Linked DNA regions of Homo sapiens: region 1 is linked to region 2. A link is an interaction called in ENCODE POLR2A ChIA-PET data of the cell type or tissue named here. Cell type or tissue: HepG2. All regions are shown on one strand. Links, peaks and the distances in the headings refer to the core of each region. The heading gives the core; the rest is flanking DNA.

Region 1 (2,905 bases), core at 303-2,802, 110 kb before region 2:
AAAGAAACATGCCTCCCTCAGTTTTGGTCCAAAAATAGGTATTTCATAAATATTTGTTCCTTTTTTTCTCTGAATTCAGATCCTGGTCGTCTTTCCCTAAATTTCCTTTTTTCTTTTGTCGTGGTTATATAGAATTGAATATTTATAATGAAATAGACCTGCTGACTGGGTCACAGTGATAAAAGATGCTGAATGCTTCTGGTTCCAAGTAGTTGCAGTTGATGAATGAATCCCAGGTCCTAGCAACTGTGCTTAAAGGGATACACCTGCTTACAGGTGGTTAAGGGGAGATCTATTTCTATACATGGGACTGCCATAAATCAGAAGGAGATCAAAACATTTAAAGCCAACCAAGCAGGCAACATTTTTTGAGTAATTGAGGCTTGTTTTAGAAAACAAAAAATGTCTGTGTTAGTCCTTGTCTGTCAAACATTATTCTCTGTTTGATTAAGCTATACAAACAGCAGGACTCTGATGTAAGCAAGATTTTTTCTTTTTGTATGCTGTACATAAATGTCTTTAATCTTTTGAGTTAGGAATTTATTGGTGGAGTCTTCATGAGTAAATCCAGCAAATCTCTGAAATAATTTTCCCTCCAAAAGGAAATAGAGCAGGGAGGAGGCAGAGAAGGGTCAGTGAAACTCAACCCAAAAACAAAACAAAACACATTTTCCTGGAACAACAAAGTAGGTAAGAGTCCAGCTGACTTTTAGCCAGCTTAAGTCTGGGGTCTGGGTGAATGTGCCTTGGGTCAGGTGACGATAAAGGGACTTCAGACCAACTTACCAGCTGCAAATGAAAGTTCTTTCTTGGGATTTCAACAATAAACCAAACAAACCCACAGCACCATCCCCAAGTCTGCTATTCCAACTCCAGGAAAAGATTCCACACAGAAGGTCTGCAGAAGACAGTTGGACCTGGAATGGTTCTTCTTATTTTAACAAAAAGAGTGAAATGTGGATGCTTAAAATACACAAAAGGTTTGAATCTTGACTCCTGTGAGTCTTGACATTTGCATTTTATTCTGGGAATTTTCAAAGGATAACTGTGAGTCGTTAATCAAAGGACTTTTAGACATTGGGTGCATTTGTTTGCCATGGCTGTGTAACAAATTCTACAAACTGGGTGGGTTAAAGCACGAAAATTTTATGTCTCACAGTTTCAGAGGCTGAAGTCTGAGATGTAGGTGTTGCAGGGTGGGTTCCTTCTAAGAACCCACTCCATGCCTCCCCCCAGCTTCTGGTGTTTTGCTGGCAATCTCGGACTTTCCTGGGCTTGTAGACCCATCAGCCCGGCCTCTGCCCACGGTTGCACATGGCGTCCTCCCTGCATGTTGTCACCTTGGAGTGGGCCTACCCTATTCCATTATGACATCATCTTAAGTAAACACATCTGCAACGACATAAGGTCCTCTTTCCACATAAGGTCACATTCTGAGGTACCAGGGTTATGCCTTCAACATTTAGAAGTGGAGTGGGGCACAGTTCAGCCCACAACCATGGGTGTGGTAGTGTGTTTGTATGTGTGCGCAGCCACCCTCACCCTTTCTCCACCCCGCCTCCTCAGAGATGCCACACCCACTTCTCAGACTCCACTCTTCTCTCCCAGGAAGCCTGCTAGCACCCAGCCCGCCCCACCCCACAGACAAACACACACACCAGATACACACCACACACACACATCTCCACCACAGCACACCCGTGCACACATGCATCACACTACACACACATCACTAATACTACACACACAACCTGCACAACACATGCACACCACACTACCACATACATACCATACACACCACCACACACACATACACCACCACACACATACCATATACACCACCACACACACCACCACACACATGCAGAAACACATACCAAGCTCCCTTCTATGTGTTTTCGTAGTGTTTTAATTATAGCTCTATTGTAAGTCACCAAATTAAACGTTTATTATAGTTATTTATATTTCCTGCCAACTTCTTCTAATTTGGTCATTTAAGCAGCTGCTATGTCTGGTTAATTTTTGTTTCCCACAAACAAATCGGTGTCACATGCACAGTAGTCTCAATGAACATTAGGTGAATTAAACCGATTACAATGAAATGAGCGTTAATCTAACAGGCACAGAAAAGAGAATGAGTAACTGCACGGCAGTGGGAGCGTCAAGGCCAGGTTGGGGGTGGTGAGCTGCGCGTTTTCTCCCAAACTCCATGATGACAGTGGCTCGGCACCTCACCCCCTGTGCATAGGGATTGTAGTGTAAGCCTAGCTTCAGAGCCATTGCAGCAGGATGTAAGGTCCCCTCTGATGACAGCATTAAAGGACCCTGACCCGTAGGGGGAGTTCACCCACACTGAGGAGAGGCCGGGGCCACACTGCTAAGGGCCAGGCAAGACAGACCAAGGACTTGAATTCCACAGGAAGGGCACGGGGAACCACTACACGTCTTCCCGCGAGCTGAGGTACAATATGACTGAAGCTGCACTTTAATAATGGACCATTAGGCAAATTTATGTGCAAAAATCTCCACATTTTGCAAACAAGGCAGGTATGCGTTGTCTGGTTCATCGGAAATTCCATGCACAACTTGATGCGCTCACAAATTCGCAATTCAGAATTAATTGGTTTTAGGCCATGCATTTAGGTCAGATCACCCAGACATTCCATTTCATGTGGTGAAAAGAAATTAAGTCAATTTTCCCCCCGCCAGACCCTCGGCTCTCATCTCGCAGGCCTGGCGTGCGTCCCTCTGCTCGCACGGGGAGGAAGACAACCTTTAAAGGCATTCTCATTATTTCTCAGGGAGATGTCATTAAGTACTGTAAACATGTCCTGAATGAGTCCGTGTCACAAAGACGGCAAAGTGTTTATAGAATAAAAACCTATAAGCACCAAAATGAGATAAA
Region 2 (2,905 bases), core at 252-2,751:
GGTCATGGCTACTCCGTACCCGGCTCTCAAAGGCACGGCACCTTTGAATTAGGTTGCGGAGTGGCCTGGGCGAGGGGACCCGGGGCCATCAAAGGCCCGAGGGAAGGCCGTGGGGCGACACCCGTCTAATGACAAGTAATTGAAGGATTCGACGCCGCGCATTACCAGCGGAACGGGAGGCATTAATTATTTAAAAACGATTAGCCTTGCCGTGTGTCCTGCAGGCGTCCCATCATGTTCAGCGAAGATAACCAGCCACCCGAGGCGAGCCGGGGCTCGGAGGGCGGCGGGCGCGCTCCCCAGCAGGCTTCGGGTGCGGTGGACACGGGCGCACAGCCCAAGGCACCAGGGAAGGAGAGGAGGGGCCACCAAGGGTCCCCACACAGGAAGGTGACTACATAACACTGACCCTGCTGAACAACGAAACAGATTTCTGCCCACTTGGGTTCGAAGTCTGGTGACTGCGGCGCAGATGGGAAAAGCTTTCCGGTCGGGGGTGGTGGGCAATTTCCATGTGCCAGTTCCCTGTCGCATCAGACCAAAGACCCAAAGTAACCCAGCCAGGCACGGGCCTCTCACAGTGCCTGCTACCCAGGCGTTTAAAGAAAAGACCCCAGAGAGAATGTGGATCTGGCGTGGGGGCAGGGATTGGGGGGGGGCGCTGGTAGACACCTGGGGAAATACAACTTTATGAGGTTTCAAGGGGCAGCAGCAGAACTACTATTTTTCCGAGGTCCACGCCTTTCCGCAGGCGGCGGAAAGACGCGGCTGGTTCTGTTGGGTCCTACAAACTCGCGTCCTCCGGAATTCCCGAGGGCAAGCCCGGCACGCGCGAGCGTGCTCCTGCCCGTGGAAGGGGGGAAATCGGCGACTGGGTTGCAGGGAGAATGCGATGATAAATGGCCCTGCGTCTGCTTTCTGACTTTCTCTCCTGGACCCAGCTCGTAACCCCAGAGGCTCCCCAACCTGCCTGCCGCCAAGCACGGCTGTGCGCAAAAGGCCACCAGCCGCTTCCTGCAGCCAGAGCTAAGGTTCACTCGCCTCTTAGAAAGGCGCGGCCCCTCCCCTGCTGCTGCTTGATGACGATCCCCATCGTCTCCTCGGCCTGCCTGTGTCCGAGAAAGAGTTGAGACTGGACTCGAACCCCTGCGCGCCAAGGGGAGGGCGTCACCATGCTCCGGCCTCAGCCTCTTCAAACTCCCATGCACCACGCACATCATTTTCTGCTGACCCCCACACTAGATTCTGGGGCCAAGGGGGTTCCCCACACCCCACCCTCCACTGTTCTCTGGAAACATGCTGCTCTCAGATCGAATCCCCAGACCCGAGCCGCTCGAGGGGCCTGTGTGGCTTCCTCGGGGCCCTACCAAACTCCTCTAACTGAGCTCAGAGCCTAAGCGGTCTGAGTTTGCAACTCTACGACCCCTCATCCTTCCAAGTCATGCACTTTCCGAACCCCCTGCAAAAAAACCCAACGCCTTGAGTCTCAGTTGGCTGAGCTTACCACCAGCCAAGCCCGCCCGGGCGTCCGAGCCCTGGAAGGGAGAAGGACTGGCTGGGGGAGGGGCGGTGAGCGGACAGGAGTGGGGTGCGGACGCTGAGGAGGGGAGCCGGGCGCGGTCCCCGGGTGGGCGCGCTCCCTACCTGCGGCGGCCGGCGGGCCGGCTGGCGGGCGGGCTGCGGAGCGTCCAGCTCGCGGAGGGAGGAGGCCGACTGCTCCGAGCCGAGGCATCCCCGCATTTATTTGAGCTCAAACCAAGCGACTGTTGACTTTAGCACACAAAGCAAAGATTTCACTGCCCGCTAGTTTAAAAATGAATATTTTACCAAGATATCGATCAGCGTTATAAAATTCAGTTAAGTACAATGGGATCCTGGCAAAAAAAAAAAAAAAAGAATAATAAAGGAGGGGGGAGGCAATATAATATCTGTGCAAATTTGCTGAAGTGTGACGTGGCATGGAAAGTTTACCCTCCTGGAATTCGGATCTAGAATGTTTTTTTCGGTTGTTTACAGACTTTGTTTATTCACAGATCATGGTTGCTTAAACCGGCGCGCGGAAAGCGTGGGGAAAAAAGGAAAAAAAGGAGGGGGGAGAGTCTCTGCACCCCACAATGAGTAGAGTTGGGGAAAGCGCGCAGTGGCGATTTGTGAGCTCGTTATCTCGGAACCCGGGCTAGGGGAGGGATTTAAGCGGGAGGGGGGCGTGAAAGACACAAGAAGCACAGAAAAGCCTCCGAAAGCGCCTGCTCCCCGACATCCTTTTTATGTATTCGGACAGAACTATATCTTATCGGCCGGGATCAGTGAAGGGGGGCGCGCTAAGTAGTTTAAAACGACCCTCGCACAATGGGCGTGCCATACGAAACATAGCAGGTTAGGGCAGCGCTTTCAGCCTCCATTGTCCCCCACTCGGCCCCCGGCCCTGCCTCTCGGCTCCTTCGCCACGGGAGCCTTTTATGTGATAATGAAACACATTTCAGGCCGGGCTCACGACGTGTGTGTCCTTGCTAGGAGGAGAGACGGCCTGATTGCTGGCTGTGGCCTCCGGATCCCCCCCTCCCCAATTTCTCTTCCTTGTGTTCTTCGGGACAATGTGGCATGTTAAGAAAGGGATTTGGTGGCGGGAGGGGGGCAGTGGCGGGTGGGAGGCGGAGGCGATGCCAAACCCCCCTCAAGCGCGTGGGAAGGCCAGGCTTGTTGGGGAAGGCGGCGGGGTGGGGGATGGGGTGGCAGAGACCCCAGCAAGGTAGCACTCAAAGACAGTCTCCAGGTCTGGGGCGTAGCTGGAACACTCCAGGTTAGGATGGTCAAGAAGCCCAAAGATCTAATCTTGAAAAAAGGAGCCTGAGCTTAGAAACCTGAGGCAAAAAGTCCTAGCCTCCAGGCTTTCGGAGTGTTTTTA

Evidence for each region. Peaks named below come from ENCODE experiments on the same cell type or tissue, not always from the same donor. Only the 100,000 strongest peaks of a DNase experiment are listed, where the experiment ranks them.
Region 1: POLR2A ChIA-PET joins it to region 2 with 10 read pairs; 4 of 35 experiments call an interaction of 5 or more read pairs at or near these places.

The regions. Positions count from the first base shown.
Region 1 is chr20:22,470,223-22,473,127 of GRCh38, forward strand. It overlaps LOC105372563 (a long non-coding RNA gene), which reads right to left and starts at 1,316. Exons shown (of 3, transcript XR_001754711.1): 1 at 1,158-1,316. In HepG2, for the core only: a CTCF peak has its summit at 2,326; DNase peaks (open chromatin) are centred at 459, 1,399 and 2,329.
Region 2 is chr20:22,576,866-22,579,770 of GRCh38, forward strand. It overlaps LINC00261 (long intergenic non-protein coding RNA 261), which reads right to left and starts at 1,777. Exons shown (of 4, transcript NR_001558.3): 1 at 1,645-1,777. RefSeq lists enhancers at 624-1,579, 1,580-2,535, 2,536-2,905. In HepG2, for the core only: no CTCF peak of the experiment used is centred there; DNase peaks (open chromatin) are centred at 466, 1,046 and 1,806; H3K4me3 peaks cover 1,952 bases.